2 separate regions of the Homo sapiens genome follow, and region 2 is linked to region 1. A link is a loop called in an ENCODE intact Hi-C map of the cell type or tissue named here. Cell type or tissue: CD4-positive, alpha-beta T cell. All regions are shown on one strand.

Region 1 (8,000 bases):
CAAGATGGTCCATACACCTGGTTGACCCCCACCTTCGGCTCCAACCCCATTAACCTCCAAATAGGTCATCACCTTTGCTCAAGCTATTAATCTCCCTGCTTCTAGGGGTTTCTTCCTAGCTCTACCTATCTAAAGCTTTCCTACCATTCCTACCCTTTCAGGTCCAGCTGTTGTTCCACTCAATAACTATACTTCAGCCCACATTTCTAAAGGCCTCCTTATCTATATCTACCTATTTTTATATTAAATGTTTTTTGTGTCTCATCTACCCTGTGTCAGCTCATACTTCTTTTGTCATTAATTCGCTCCTTCAGTGAGCTCACATTCCCTTCAGCATTCCAGATCCACACTGTGCAAATGAATCCTATATTTCTAACTCTAGCCTTCTGCACTGGGTTGAATGGTGTCCCCCTCAAAATTCATATCCTTCCCAAAACCTCTAAATGTGACCTTATTTGAAAACAGAGTCACTGCAGATGTAATAAGTTCAGATGAGATCATACTGGACAGGGTGGGCCTTTAATCCGATAAGGACGCACACAGAGGGAAGACGACATGTGAGGACAACAGAGGCAGAGACTGGAGTAATACGTCTACAAGCCAAGGAATGACAAGGATTGCTGGCAACCACCAGAAGCTAGCAGAGAAACATAAAACAGATTTCTCCCTCTGAGCCTCCAAGAAGGAACAAACCCTGTTGACATCCTGATTTCAGACTTCTAGCCTCCAGAACTGTGAGAGAATAAATTTCTGTTATTTAATTTAATTAATTAATTTATTTTTTAGATGGAGCTCGCTCTGTCACCCAGGTTGGAATGCACTGGTGCCATCTCAGCCCACTGCAACCTCCGCCTCCCGGGTTCAAGCAATTCTCCTGCCTCAGCCTCCTGAATAGCTGGGATTACAGATGCCCGCCACCACACCCAGCTAATTGTTGTATTTTTAGTAGAGACGGGGTTTCACAATGTTGGCCAGGCTAGTCTTGAACTCCTGACCTCTGGTGATCCACCCGCCTCGGCCTCCCAAAGTGCTGGGATTACCAGTGTAAGCCACCGCACCTGGCCTCCACAGTTCTATATATTTTATCTCCAAAACATTATTTGACTGTCTTCTCCTTTCCACTCTCAAGGTCATCATTACCTTGCTTCCAGAACACTTTAAGGGCCCTCTAACTGGTCTCAACACCTCCCATCTCTCCTAGCAAGGACCCATCCTAATAGTTTTAATTTTTTGTCATGATCAAAAGCCTACAGCTACCTACAGCAAAATAAAATCTCCTCAGCCTCCTATACATGTCTTGAATTGGTCTAAATTGCTAACTTGTTAGGTTAGTGCCTATTAACTGTTCCTCCTTAATATACACCATAATATCACATCAGTTTTACATCCTAAGAAAATTGCAAAAATTTACTACACTGAATATAGTCATTGCAACAAATCGCCTGTATAATTATTAGAGTTGTATTATACAGCTCCTGGACCAACACCTGGCTGTAATCCAAATGTGTGTGTTGTGTGTGTGTGTGTGTGTGTGTGTGTGTATGTATATATACATATATGTCAGCAACAAAGGCTCAGAAAAGGGAACAGAAAAGGCAGGCAGCAGCCACAATGTCCCTTGGACTGTGTTCCACAAGCATGTGTATCCATTGCTTGATGGCATCAGTCACTAAAATGAACCTATCTCCTGCTGCTCTGTCTCTAGGCTTTCCGAGCAAACTTCTGCCAATGATGGGGCTTCATCTACAAGGAGTCTGGTCTCCAAGGAGAAACAATGAAATGACTTGATAATTCTATTCTCAATTATTTTTGAGTCTGTTTTAAGACTGGGCTTTAGGCCCTGACTGACATTAACCAATCACCCATGGAACCAAATTGTGAGCTTATTTAAGCAGAGCCATACCCTGAATTACAGGGCTAGAGGAACTATCAGCCTGTGGAGAATTATCTGAATGACCAGGCCCTGACAGGCATCTCTCTTCTAATTGCAGGCTTTTTTCCTGCAGCAGCACTAGTAAGTACATATCATGAATAAATGCCGCACCTCTGCACCACAGAATCTTCACAATGAGTACTTCTATCATAAAATGGCATTTGCAAAAAAAAAGGCATAGAAGAGTGGGTCATTATTCCAAGGTGCATGTAAAACACAAATCAAAAAACTCATCGTTATACTTATCAAGTGGAAACAGGTAAATATTTCAATTAAATCTATGTAAGATGAATTTAAATAAGAATCTAAGAAAAAACGCTTATGCACAAGTTAAGTACCCTCACTAACTCCAAAATTTCTCTACAGTCACGAACATTTTCAAAACAGTCAAATTTGTTTCTGCCCCTTGTTATCTGGCTAGTTTTTTTATTATAAGAACAGAATTAGATCCACAGTAGCCATTGTGTTATCACGTGGTCTGAAATGTTAACTGGTCAGGCTGATGGTTATTAACTACTTCTTAATGGACTCCACAATATTATCAAGTAAGCAATCAGACCTTTAAACACAGAATTAACGTTCTACAGCTCTTTTTCAAAGAGTTATCATAATCTGAACGAGCCCACAAAAAACAGAATCATCTGTATCATCACCAATAATTCATACTGAGCATTTTACACTGCTCTGTACAGGGCTGACAATACTAGAGGCCAGTTCTACCGTGGGAGTTTCTTAGGTTTTTTCAGCAGTTAGCACTGAATGAAATGTAAAAATTTACATATAATTAACTCATATATTTCTTCCTATCTACTATCACTGAATCAGATCCACGACATTTGCTGAACATGAGAATGGGGAAATTATATAAAGAATCAAAAGAAGGATGAGGAGGGAGAAGAGGAACAGTGGTGGGCATGGGGGAGGGGATCGCCAAAACTCAACAGGGAGCCTGGGAATGTAGATTACATCAATTTTAACTCAGAGAAAAGCCTCTTCTGGAATTAACAGTGTAGACCTACTGCCTGTGCACGGTGATTCTTGCCCATGTATGAAAGGACAGCAGTGTCAGGCCCCCAAATGAAATTTAATGAAAAAGACGTTGTTCTCACCAGCCAGTAACGCCACCCATTACAATCTGGGTAGCTACTGAGTATTTTTCTACCATAGGTCCCGAACTGTGGCCAAACACTCGATTCCACCACTGGTGTCTTCTTGCATACTCAGTTAAATCCAACACTTCATAAGAGTCGTCATCACTTTCATAGTCTTCAAAATAGCAAAATGCAAAAAATAAATGTAGAGTCAATCAAAAGTCAGAAATGTTCTATACATCTTTTTAAAAATCTGTTACAACTCATTAGTTCTGGCCTACAGCTAAAAATGCCCACATAGAAACTACTGACTTTATTTAACTCAATTCTTGAGACCAGGGCCTCAAGAGTAAAGGACCCTGCAACAATGACCCCCATCTGCTTTCCCAAAGGCCCGGGGACCAGCCTGGGGTCACGAAGCCAGGGCCAACTCAGAATGACACAGTAGTGAGGGGTCACCCCCACCTCCAAACCTTAGTAGGGTCAAGGTCAGAGCAGGGTCCATTTTCATCAGTGGGAGGAATGGGGGTGGGGAGGGGTCCTCCTGAGAGAACTAGTCTGGAGCTCAGCGAAATCACTTGAGTCCAGACGTTTAAAAAAAGAAAATAATACATTTGAAGATGGGAGATGAAGGGCCGGAGGTGAAGGTAAGGCAGGAGGCAGGTAGGGCTGTGCTGGGGGTGGGGGTGGCTCTCCGCTTGAGTTCCGCAGAGAGGGGAGGAAAAAGTCTAGCTCGGAGGGGGTGCTCGAAGGGGCTGCCTTAAAAAAAAAATGGAGCTCGAAGAATCCTAGGGCAGGGGAAGGAAGAGGTGCCATAGGAGCAAGGTCGAGAGCTGTGAGCCGCGTCCCAGATACCACTTCGGGCCCTGGCCGCTCACCTTGGGGAGGGGGGTTCCGGGTCGCCATGATACCGCCAGCGGCCAATTCTGGAGTGGTCCCCACCCGCCCTCCTCTCCCTGGCACTTTAAGGGCCGCTCTAGGCCAGGATGGAAGTCTATGGTCTCTTTTTTCCTCCTTCTCCTACTCCAGGCGCGTAGTCCTGTCTCCGCCCCCTTCTCTCAGCGCAGGACCTTCTGCCTTCTGCGCAGGCGCGAAACTCCGGAATGTGGGGAGGGCCGGGCGGATCATAGCCCCGCGAGAGCGTAGGGGACTTGTAGTCCGTTGCCTTCCGCAACTAGGAAGGGGGAGGGACCGCCCCTCCTAGAATTTCCGTAACTTGAATTTGATTATTTTGTTTTAAAAGAGCCTTAAGGGCTGAAGGAATGGGGTGAAGGGCGCCACATGGTGGTACAAAGGGAGAACCAGCTGGGTATTGACAAAGACTCTCTCCTTGACCAAACTTTAGTCAGGAGGCTCCTCTGAGCTGTTTTTGACTGGGTCTCCTCCTTGGGTCGTCTTTGACCTGCCTAGTCCATTTGTGGTAAGAATGCAGTTAAGTCAGTTTAGTAAGAACTCCCCCACCCTTAATATCGAATCACCCTCAATATCCGATCGAATTCCTCAACCCCACTCTTGATATCTGATCACTCTGCCACCAGCAAAAATCCTGTTAAATTGGCTTTAGCAAGAATACCCCTACCCTTCATGTCTACTCTTGGTAATCTTCCACCCATTGATCCATTCACTCTGATCATTTACTATAAATTCCCTGCTGTATTCAGAGTTGAGACCCATCACTCACCCCTATTGCCATAGTCTTTGTTTTATGAGAAAAGGTATTGCTCTGTCACCAGGCTGGAGTGCAGTGGCGCTATCATGGCTCACTGCAGCCTCAAACTCCTGGGCCCAAGAGATCGGCCCACCTCAGCCTCCAGAGTACCCAGGACTCCAGGCGTGCATCACCACTCCCGGCTAATTTATTTTTATTTTTTGTGGAGAGTAGGTCTCCCTGTGTTGCCCAGGCTGCTCTTAAACTTCTGGGCTCAAGCAGTCTTCCTGCCTCTGCCTCCCAAAGTGCTGGGATTACAGATGTGAGCCACCATGCCAGGCTGTATTGCAATAGTTGTGATACCTATTGCAGTAGTCATGAACAAAGTCTTCCTTACCATTTTAAGAAGTGTCCCATAATTTTTTTGTCAGGCCCATCACTTGCATACTGTCAGAATAATTTTTTAACAGTATTTTGAACATTACCAGAATTCAAATGCTTGAGGAAAAAGGCTTGTAAAAGATAAGAGAAACCCTGTTTCAAGCCATACTTTTCTAAGGGCGCAAGCGCTCACAAAGGGACCACAAGTTTTCTAATGCCCTGCTGCTAGAAGTTGGAATCTGTTTACCTGCTCTCTCTCTTGAGTTCCTGCCAGGAATCCAAAGGAGGTAAAGAAAGGCCTAGAAACCTCGTAATTCCTGACCTGGCAAGAGGACATAATTTTTTAGTGTCATTCTTTTGTTTGTTTGTTTGAGATGGAATCTCGCTCTGTTGCCCAGGCTGGAGTGCAATGGCACAATCTCGGCTCACTGCAACCTCCACCTCCCGAATTCAAGTGATTCTCCTGCCTCAGCCTCCCAACATCCCAAGGAGCTGGGATTACAGGCACGTGCCACCACGCCCGGCTAATTTTTGTATTTTTAGTAGAGAGGGGGTTTCACCATGTTGCCCAGGCTGGTCTCGAACTCCTGATCTCAGTGATCCACCCACCTGGGCCTCCCAAAGTGCTGGGATCACAGGGGTGAGCCACCGTACCCGGCCAGCATCATTCTTATTATTTAAATCTGACAGAGGAACAAGGTCAAGGTCTTCACCCAGAAACCCCATGGGATTCTATGAATACAAAGCCATATTGATCACCAAGCAGCTAACCCAAGTCCACATAAACCAACCCAGAAACTTGTCTTGAACTTGCGTTGCACCCGCATCTGCTGTACAATTAAACAAAAGTCCTCTCAGTATTCATTTTAATGGAAAAACAAGGAATTCTGGCATAAATTGCATTACTTTAAAAATTGGCTTGCATAGATGCACTTGGCTTTTCAAATCCTGGCACTTTATTATTTCTTTTTACAATATGCCCATTTATTAATATTCTTATTTATTAATTACTTTTAATAGCAAACCACAATTACTTTTGCACCAACTTAACACATAGCTTGCAAGTTTATGTTTTGTCATTTGTTGACTGGGAAAGGAATTTTCCTAAGCATGTAAAATCCCTATAAATTGAATGGCTTACCTTCATTATCATTTGTATTATGATACTAATTTCTAGTAACTATTGAGTAACTTGTCTCCCTTTATTTCTTACCATATCTCTGCAACTAATTAGCCTGTTAGCTTCAATTATGTTTTATTTTAATTTAAAACTGATTGGAAAATCAAATTCTCTTTTGCTACGACCCAGTATAATTTCACTGTGTAGAGATAGCAAAAGCATGTGGACAATCCTGGCAATCACTTTATTTAAATTAATGTTCATGGAGGTGGTTTGCAAGGTTGTGTTTGAAATGCTTGTTCTCCGGTGCCATAAAGAAATAGCACTTGAACATAAATTTAATTTATTTAGTAAGGCCATTTTTACTTTTTGCAGAAAGGGAACACTCGCTAGCAGTTTTGCCACAAGAGTACACTGAACAAAGGACACAGGGTCATTTATAACCTGACGCGTCTACCTTACTGCTGTGTCCGGTTTCCACTGGCTGGAACGGGACCTCACATTCTGTATTTGTCTTGATTGGCTAGCAACTTGGAAGTTTTTAAAAGAGGCAAAGGTAGAGGAGAACAAAGGAAAGAGGAAGTAACTTGTGGAATGCTGAGAAAGATAAAAACACTTTTAAATAAGGAAGAGGAACAAGCTATGACCTAATGCTTGCTTGGACCAGTATAAGCATGCCAGGGCAAATATTGAGGCTAAATTGTAGGAGATAAGAAGATAAAATACATTGATTCCTTTATTATGGCTAGCAGATATTTAAGAATGTTAGCACAGGTCTTTGAATAAATTTTGCTTTTAAAAGAAGTTACCATTTATTCCTAATTAGACCGGGAGGAACGTCTTTGAAGAGGAACCTCTATTTTACTTTTTACAGTTGAGGGAAGAGGATGGAGGAGAGGACCACAAACTGTCTAAACACATAGCCAAAAAAGAACACAATTAAGATGAGAGATTGGGCTGGGCACCGTGGCTCACTCCTGTAATCCCAGCACTTTGGGAGGCCGAGGCAGGTGGATCACCTGAGGCCGGGAGTTTGAGACCGGCCTGACCAACTTGGAGAAACCCCGTCTCTACTAAAAATACAAAAAATTAGCTGGGTGTGGTGGTGGGCACCTATAATCCCAACTACTCGGGAGGCTGAAGCAGGAGAATCACTTGAACCCGGGAGGCGGAGGTTGCAGTGAGCCGAGATCACACCATTGCACTCCAGCCTGGGTGACAAGAGCAAAACTCCATCTTGAAAATAATAATAATAATAATAAATGAGAGCTGGGCTTGGTGACTCATGCCTGTAATCCCAGCACTTTGGGAGGCCGAGGCGGGAGGACCACTTGATGTCAGGAGTTCGAGACCAGCCTGGCCAACATGGTGAAACCCCGTCTCTACTAAAAAAAATACAAAAATTAGCCGGGTATGGTGGCGCACGCCTGTAGCCCCAGCTACTCAGGAGGCTGAGACAGGAGAATTGCTTGAACTCAGGAGGCGAAGGCTGCAGTGAGCCGAAATCACGCCACTGCATTCCAGCCTGGGTGAGACAGAGCAAGACTCCATCTCAATAATAATAATAATAATAATAAATGAGAGACTGAAGTATCTCAAAAGTGAGGATATTGGAAACTTTGGACATTAATAGGGTGGTCTAATGAATACAGACACACTGAAATAATGTGTTCATTCTTAGGCAATTAAGTTCATTGTGTTGCTGATCCCAAGAAACAACATTTTATCCAGACATAGTGACTAATGACTATATAAAATTTTTAAAACATTAGTGTAACCAAACCTATACTCACCCTGTGCCTCTTCAAACTCACACCTAAATTGAGA
Region 2 (8,000 bases), 890 kb before region 1:
CAGTGAAAATAGCAAGCAAGGGGTTACTATCTTTTATAAAGCACTTTCAGAAATCAACTGCAGAAAGGCATGAAGTGATCATTCACAACAGAAGAGATGGAAATGGCTATAATACATTTTTGAAAGATGTATTTCACCAGTAAGCAAATAAATGCTAATTTAAATAGCAACGCCATGCTGATTTTTCACCTTTCAAGTTAAGAAAGGTTAAAAGTGAACTTGTTTATTGTCGGAGTGGGTATAGTAAGAAGATAGCCATTCTTAGGCATTACTAATGAAGTATAAATTTGTATAATCTTTTGGGGAAGTAATTTGGTAACTTCAATCAAAGAGCTTAAAAATGCTCCTACTTTCTTACCTCATAATCCTGTTTTAGGATTCTATCTCAAGGAAATTGTAAAAACTACATACAATATTTTATGCACAAAATGTTCGTCTCCATGTTATGTATTATATTAAAAATTGGAAAGTACTAAACGCTTAATGTTAGAGGGTAATGATTAAGTAGACTAGAGTAGGCAATTGAACATAGAGAGTGAATATATATATATATATATATATATGGCATGAATATATAATGTAGTTTTTTAAAAATTAAAATGTGAATATGTATTGAGTAATTCTTACATGTCTGGTACTACCCTAAATGTTTTAATGCATTTGCTCACTTAACCCTCGCTTCAGCTGTGCTAGATATCTTCATTTTGCTTCTCCGGGTGCTACTACCACACTTCTCTACTCTGTTCTGGCCCCTGAAGGCTGACCTGTGTCAACTAAGGGAAAAAAATGAAGCTTTTAAAGAATTACAGTTAATTTTATACAGAAGTCTTACTGGAGACTATAGACCAAGGCTTATAGCTCGGGAGCAGTTCCATCAGACGGCTCGGGCACAGTATTTCAGCCCATTGCTTATAGACAAGCGTGGGAGTTCAGTACCTGCAAAATTGCATCAAACCTGCTTGGAAGTTACAATGAAGCAGAATCACATCTAGATTTGGGTGTAAGAGTACATCTGGCAACAGATTACGGAAGCATAATCACCAACCCCATCAGACGTTACCTTATGTGTAGGGAAAGGCAAGGACTAGGGTCATTTATCTTCTAAGGAATATAGTGACTCAGACAAGAAACATGGGGGGCCGTGTGCTCTACCCTGTTGTGTCTTCAAAGCATCCTTCTGGTGAGCTGCATATCTTCACAGAGTCAGAGGCTTTGTGAAATTATGCTGGCAAGCAGAAATGAGCAAACATGGCTTCTTGGCACTTGCTATTTTGTCTCACACCTGTATGGACTGCATCACCAAGAGTCTCCCTTGTTTTCTAGCTTCTGGTTGGGTTAGGTCTATGCAGAGGACCAGCAGGAGACTGGAGGGAGGGAGATTACGTATTTATTCTCCCAGCTTCCTACCTGCGGGTTTCCTGTGGGCTGGCTGTCTCCCTGAACTAAAGGCCACACCTTGTGTCAGGCAGCCCTTTCCTAACAGCATTGTCACTAAATTTCTGGTGACTGCTTTCTCCCCCTACCTGTTCAGAGTGATACCTTCTTGCTGTTACCAACCCAGGGTACTGCACGATTCCTTACGGCTTCTCTCCATCTTGCCCACATCTTTGAAAATAGTTCATTGATGATACGCTCTTGAAATTACTTAATTTGAGTTTGCTGTTTCCTGCTAGAACCCTGACTGATTCAACAACTTATAGGATTCTACGATTCTACGGCTGGGACAACACGCAGAGAGAAGTCTAGTAATTTGCCTAAGGTCACACAAGGGAGGAAATAATACTTATGGAATGTTTCACAGTCATTCTTTTATTTGTTTATTTAAAATGAACTTTTATTGTTTTCATACAACACAAATAAAATGAAGAGAGAAAATACTCATATTTCTACTCATCGATTTCCATCCTTTATTTAATGAAACTTCCACATTTTCATCTCCATCCAAACTCTTGCTTTGAGTCTCAGGCTTTATGTTCCGTTGCCTACTCTATAACATTCATCTGGATGTCTCAAAGGTACTTGAAACTCATCATGTCCAAAAACATGCTCATGGTCTTCCAAATTCTAGCTACAACCAAGTCCTGTCAACCTTATATGTAAATGTCTCTAAGATAGCCACATGTCTCCAGCTCCACTGCCACCACCTACCTCAGTCTAAGACACTTTCACCTCATTCTTTAAAGAATTCCTAACTTTGGTCTACCGGTACCTATCTACTCTTGCCCGATTATGCACATGGCAGGCAGATAGACCTCTCCAAGTTGCAATCTAGGTATATTGCGACTTGCCTAAAGTCTTGCAGTGGCTTTTGTTGCTCTTAGGATCGAGGCCAAGGATGCTACCTTGGCCCAGTCGGCCTCAGCAGCGTTGTCTCCCCCTTGCCCAGAGCTCCACAGAGTAACTTTTAGTTGCCTTAATGAACTATGCTTTTTTTCTACCACAGGGCCTTTGCACACATTGTTTCTTCTTTCTAAAACATTTTTACACTCTCTGTCCCAAAGTTAATCTCCAGAGGGGTCAGGACTCAGGACACCCTAACACTTTCTTATCCATGTGGATCTTTCTAATATAACATTTGTCAGAGTTTGTATTTACACATCAGATAGACAGTTGTCTATGTCCTCTATTAACTCATCCACTAGACTGTGTGTTCGATGATGATGGTCTCTGTCTTGTGTTGCCTGTGTATCCCAGTACCATGCCCTGTGCCTAGCACATACTGTGAAATCAAGTATTTGAACGAAAATAAATGAAAACAATGAGAATAAGGAGAAAGGTGGACAGAATCACATTAGAAAGAGCTGATTTCTTCATATCTAGTTTTTCTTCTCTCTATGCTCAAAGTCTACCAAGATAAAAATGATTTCAATTTAGTCATAAGTCTCAAGTCCTTTTCTAGGAAGTAAAAGTTATTGAAACAGGATGAAGAAAAGACTAAATCCATATTTCTTTACAGTTTATTCAACAAGATGTTTGATACAGAATGGGGCGAGGGGCAACAGGAGGAATGTTTATAGGTGGGAGCAGACATCATTAGCTTCCTCGAGTTCTCATCACTTTCTCTAAATTTACGTCACGATTTCACCTATTTTTTTTTTTTTTTTTGAGACGGAGTTTCGCTCTTGTTGCCCAGGCTGGAGTGCAATGGCGCGATCTTGGCTCATCATAACCTCCACCTCCTGGGTTCAAACAATTTTCCTGCCTCAGCCTCCCGAGTAGCTGGGATTACAGGCATGAACCACCACACCCGGCTAATTTTGTATTTTTAGTAGAGACGCGGTTTCTCCATGTTGGTCAGGCTGGTCGTGAACTCCCAACCTCAGTTGGTCCGCCCGCCTCGGCCTCCCAAAGTGCCGGGATTACAGGCGTGAGCCACCGCGCCCGGCCAGATTTCACCTATCTTTGAGAGTTCCAGTAATGACAAATTCAGCTTTTGATGACAAATTCAGGATAACAAAAAGTGGAAAATTAAGAAAGGGATAAAACTAGCAAACAGAAGGCTGGCTGCACAGTAAAATATGTGCACTAAATAGCACTCTTTTCAGTAGGATGGGGAAACACATGTTTTCTTATTTCATTTGTTTCTGCACCTTAGCCATCCCTTTGACCTTTTAAAATGCAGTCCCACTTAATACATGATAGGTGAGTTATTTTTCTTGCCTACTTGCTTCGATTTGGGTTAAGCGCCTCAGCTTGAAAAACCCCACAGAGAACCAACAATTGCCTGGTCTCCCCCAAGTGACGGTTCTCGCCCCGCCCCGTCCCGTCTCGCCTCGCCCCGCCCCTCCCCGCTCCTCCCCGCCCCTCCCCGCTCCTCCCCGCCCCTCCCCGCTCCTCCCCGCCCCTCCCCGCCCCTCCCCGCCCCTCCCCGCCCCTCCCCGCCCCGCCCTCAACCTAGTGAGGGCTGGAGGCTGCGCAGACCTCGACGGGCCCTACATGACGTCACAAAGGGGCCAGACCAAGTGGGGCAGCACCCTGCGACCCTGCGATCCTGCCTGGCTCAGCCGCCTTCATATATCTGCTTCCTTAAGTCCACTCTTGCCCAGATAGCTTTCAGTTAAAACTAAAGAATGAAAGCACTAGGTTGAGAGCCCACGCGGCTACACCCACGTCTACTCCCCCACTCTCGCCAGGCAACCGCGCCCCCCGCCTGCAGTGGCATCGTCCGGCCACGCCCAGTGGCAGGGTTTCCAGCGCGAGCCTGCAGGCAGGCCGGGAAGGCGGAGCCAGGCCGGCCTAGAGTCACTTCTCCCCGCCCCTGACTGGGCCGGGAGCCCGGGGCTGGTCTCTAAGAGTGGGTACCGAGAACAGCCTGACCGTGGAGAAGGGCTGCGGGAAGCAGAACACCGCCCCCAGCGCCCAGCGTGCTCCAGAAACATGAGCACAAACGCCTCAGCCTCCTTCCCCGGCGGCACCGGCACCGGCACCAGTACCCGCACCAGTACCGGCACCGGCACCAGTACCCGCACCAGTACCGGCACCGGCACCAGTACCCGCACCAGTACCGGCACCGGCACCGAGCGCAAGGCGGAGGGCCCGCCCGAAGCCGGGGGCACAACTGCCCAGGTCCCGAACCCGGACTCCAGCTTGGACGACACCTCCTACAGCCTGTCCGAATGGAGCGTCCGTTCTGAGTGGCGGTCCGTCTCGGATCCGCTAGCCAGTTCCCAGTGGAGCACGTCCTCAACTGCCGAGGCCGCCTCCTGGAGCTCCAGCATACACTCCCCAATCAGCACTACCGGTCTTAGCGAGAGTACTGACTCCGACTCCAAGAGTGGCCTCCGGGGTTTCAGCGCTTACAACCCGAGCAGTCGGATCCCCAAGTCTACCACCAGCTCGAACTCCTCCGATGGGGCCGTCACAGCCTCCAATCAGGACACCGGCATTCCCTGGGTATTAGTAACAGGACCTACCCCGCCCGTAAACTCCCCCGTAGAGTCATTGCAAGGGTCTGCCTTCTCCTCAGGGTTCAGCACCCCACGGGGTTTGGTAAAAGGACCGACCCTGCCCCCGGATTCCAACCTGACCTCAGTGTCCGACTACACTTGGATATTTGTACGGGGACCTCCTATACCCAATGACCTTTCGCAAGTGTCAATACAAGCACCTCCTACACCCAGTAACACCCCCGAGTGTCAGTACAAGGGTCTGCCGCATCCTCAGTGTCCAGCTTCCCCTGGGGTTTGGTACCAGGACCACCTCTACCCAATAACATTTCCCCAGTGTCGCCACAAGCACCTCCTGCACCCCATAACATCCCCCCAGTGTCAAGGCAGGCGTCTACCCCCACCTCAGTGCCTGACACTCCGCGGGGTTCAATACAAGAACCTCCTGCACCCAGTAATCCTTTCCAGCTGCCGACACAAGGACATTCTAAACCTAATAACTCTCGCCGAGTGTCAGTACAAGGGTCCGCCCCGCTCTCAGTGCCCAGCTCCCCCCGGGTATCAGCTGAAACATCAGCTCCGCCCCTGGGCGCTCCCGGAGTATCAGCAAAAGGGTTCGCCCCGCCCACAGTGCCCGGCTCCCCCCGGGTATCAAAAGAAGGATCGGCTCCGCCCCCGGGCTCCCCGGGGGAGTTGATAGAAGGGTCCTTCCCACCCTTTGCCGTCCCCACTCCTGTGCCTACGACCCAGGAGCGTGTCAGCCAAAGCATGGAGAATCAAGAGAAGGCGAGTATCGCGGGCCACATGTTCGACGTAGTCGTGATCGGAGGTGGCATTTCAGGTCAGTGTGGACCGTAGCGGTGGCCTGGGGGACCCTGGCCAGTGAGGGGTAGGGGAACCTACAGTAGCTCTTGTGGTGTTTGGGGGTCTCTCATGCATGCGAGAGTGTAGTGTAGCCATGGCTTGGCCCCATATCCTGCGAGGTAGGAGTGGGGGTTGTGCCAGTTTTGCTGGTGGTGTGACTGGGGGAGGCAGACACAATAATTTTACTACTACTACTATTAAATACTAATATTTAATTAGCTCTTGCTGTGCAGTTGTATTTAGCACTTTACGTGGATTTTCTCAGTCCTCAACAGTCCTGTGAGGTGGGAACTAAATTCATCCCCGTTTTGCAAAACCAAGAAACTGAGGTCTGGGGAGTTTCAATAACTCTCTTGAGGTCGAATCACCTAGCTTGTAAGTGGCTGAACGATTTTCTCCCATTTAAGACCTGCAGTACTAATTCCTGAGGTGGCTGCTTTGCCTCACTGATTTCATATCCTTTGCCCTAAACAGAACATCAGGATACAGATTTCTGTAGTATTGAGGGAGCAGTAGTGTTATTCCAGTCCTGCTCTTCTCTATTTTCCGTAGAAAATTTAGTAGGTGAAGAGGAAGGAGGTAGACTCCTTTAAGAAAAGGTTAAAAAAAAAAAGAGGAGAAGAGGGGGTGAGCTCTTAAACTATTCCTGTGTGTGTGTGTGTGTGTGTGTGTGTGTGTGTGTGTATGAACTGTGTTTATATATATATATGAACTGTGTTTATATATATATATGAACTGTGTTTATATATATATATGAACTGTGTTTATATATATATATGAACTGTGTTTATATATATATATGAACTGTGTTTATATATATATATATGAACTGTGTTTATATATATATATATATGAACTGTGTGTGTGTATATATATATATGAACTTGCAGGAAGGTGTAGGACATTTATTGTCCAAAGAGAATCCCTTTATGAAGCAGGGGCTGAGTGCCCTGTTGTATCCTCCTTCCTCCTTTCACTAAGAGCTCCCACCACCTGAATCTTGTCTTCTGATGAGCCAGTTGGTGGGCCAGGGTGCCCCTGGTCCTGGCTTGGATTTGTGGCTAACCAAGTGAGTGGTGCATGAGGCTTTCCAATATCTTCCTGGAAGCCTCATCATGATTGATATATTGTCGCCTATGTTGCCATCATTGGTAAAATGTTTGAAAATTAGGAATTTTGTTGCCTTTCATCCCTGGCTAGAATACCACACTGACCTATCCTCCCCCTACTAGGTGTTAATAATTTCTGAGTTATCCCTGCAGGATCTGATTCAGAAAGAGAAAGCTGATGGGAGGGAGTAAGTAGAGTGGCCCCACAGTAGCCATTTTTATATATAAATCTTTCGAGGAGACTCTGAACATGCTACAAATTAATGTTGGGTAGAGATAGCTTTATCTGAACCCAACATTGTTTATCCTGAACAGGCCAAGAGAAGAGATTGGCATGAACTGTTGCTTTGCCAGTTCCAGCCAGTACCAGCAAAAACATACATGTATGTTGGAGCATCAGAGGAAAGCAGCTCCTGGTGGAGAGTAAGAAAAAGGAGTATTTCAGCTTGTTTCTCTTTATTTATTTATGTATTTATTTATTCATTCAAAAAACACTTGTTGAGTACCTGCAATGAAGTGGACTGCTGTTTCCCAAAATCTGGTCCCACTAGGCAAGCCTCCTAAAAGCAATATGGTTGTAGATCACTGGAAAATAAATATGATGACAATGTGTTATATACATTGACTAGGGGTTCTGGGTCCTCTCCCATCTCCATACCATCTGTATTCTGCAATTCAGAGTTCTTTCTGGGATTTTATTCTTAGTCTTTTTCTTGTTCAGTCTCCAGAATTCCTTAAGGAGCGCGGTTTTTTTATTTTTCCTCTGCCTGATTACCTGCTCTTCCTCCCTTTCTATACTTTATGCTCCATACTTGGTCATTAGCAGAGGTGAAATTACCATGTAGCTGATAAACTTTATGCTTTATGGCCTTATAACTGTAGGTTGCTTCTGGTTCTCATTCTAAATAAATAACCAGTTTCATACTCAGTCCTGTATTTGCAATTTTGCTTTCTTATTTCTTAGAGAGGATACCCAAGTTATATATAAGTTGTAGGTCCCACAAAACCTGAATCTGTCCATAGTCACTCTTAATTATTAATTTATTTCCATTTGGGGGAAGTAGAGGGCATTTCTTGCACAGTAGTTCACACCTCTATTCCAGAGGCCAGCTTCAGTGACACTGGAAAAAGCACTTGACTT

Evidence for each region. Peaks named below come from ENCODE experiments on the same cell type or tissue, not always from the same donor. Only the 100,000 strongest peaks of a DNase experiment are listed, where the experiment ranks them.
Region 2: it touches region 1 in a loop (5-fold over the local background); 3 of 110 quality-filtered maps call a loop at or near these places.

Annotation. Positions count from the first base shown.
Region 1 is chrX:44,538,903-44,546,902 of GRCh38, forward strand. FUNDC1 (FUN14 domain containing 1) reads right to left here and starts at 3,957. Exons shown (of 5, transcript NM_173794.4): 1 at 3,903-3,957; 2 at 3,043-3,199. The coding sequence starts at 3,930. RefSeq lists enhancers at 3,652-4,041, 4,222-4,271, 4,282-4,341. In CD4-positive, alpha-beta T cell, no CTCF peak of the experiment used is centred here; a DNase peak (open chromatin) is centred at 4,129; H3K4me3 peaks cover 1,393 bases; H3K27ac peaks cover 397 bases.
Region 2 is chrX:43,650,688-43,658,687 of GRCh38, forward strand. MAOA (monoamine oxidase A) reads left to right here and starts at 5,612. Exons shown (of 15, transcript NM_000240.4): 1 at 5,612-5,727. The coding sequence starts at 5,655. RefSeq lists a silencer at 4,120-4,514 and an enhancer at 4,446-4,505. In CD4-positive, alpha-beta T cell, no CTCF peak of the experiment used is centred here; DNase peaks (open chromatin) are centred at 3,954, 4,234, 4,754 and 5,494; H3K4me3 peaks cover 2,032 bases; H3K27ac peaks cover 309 bases.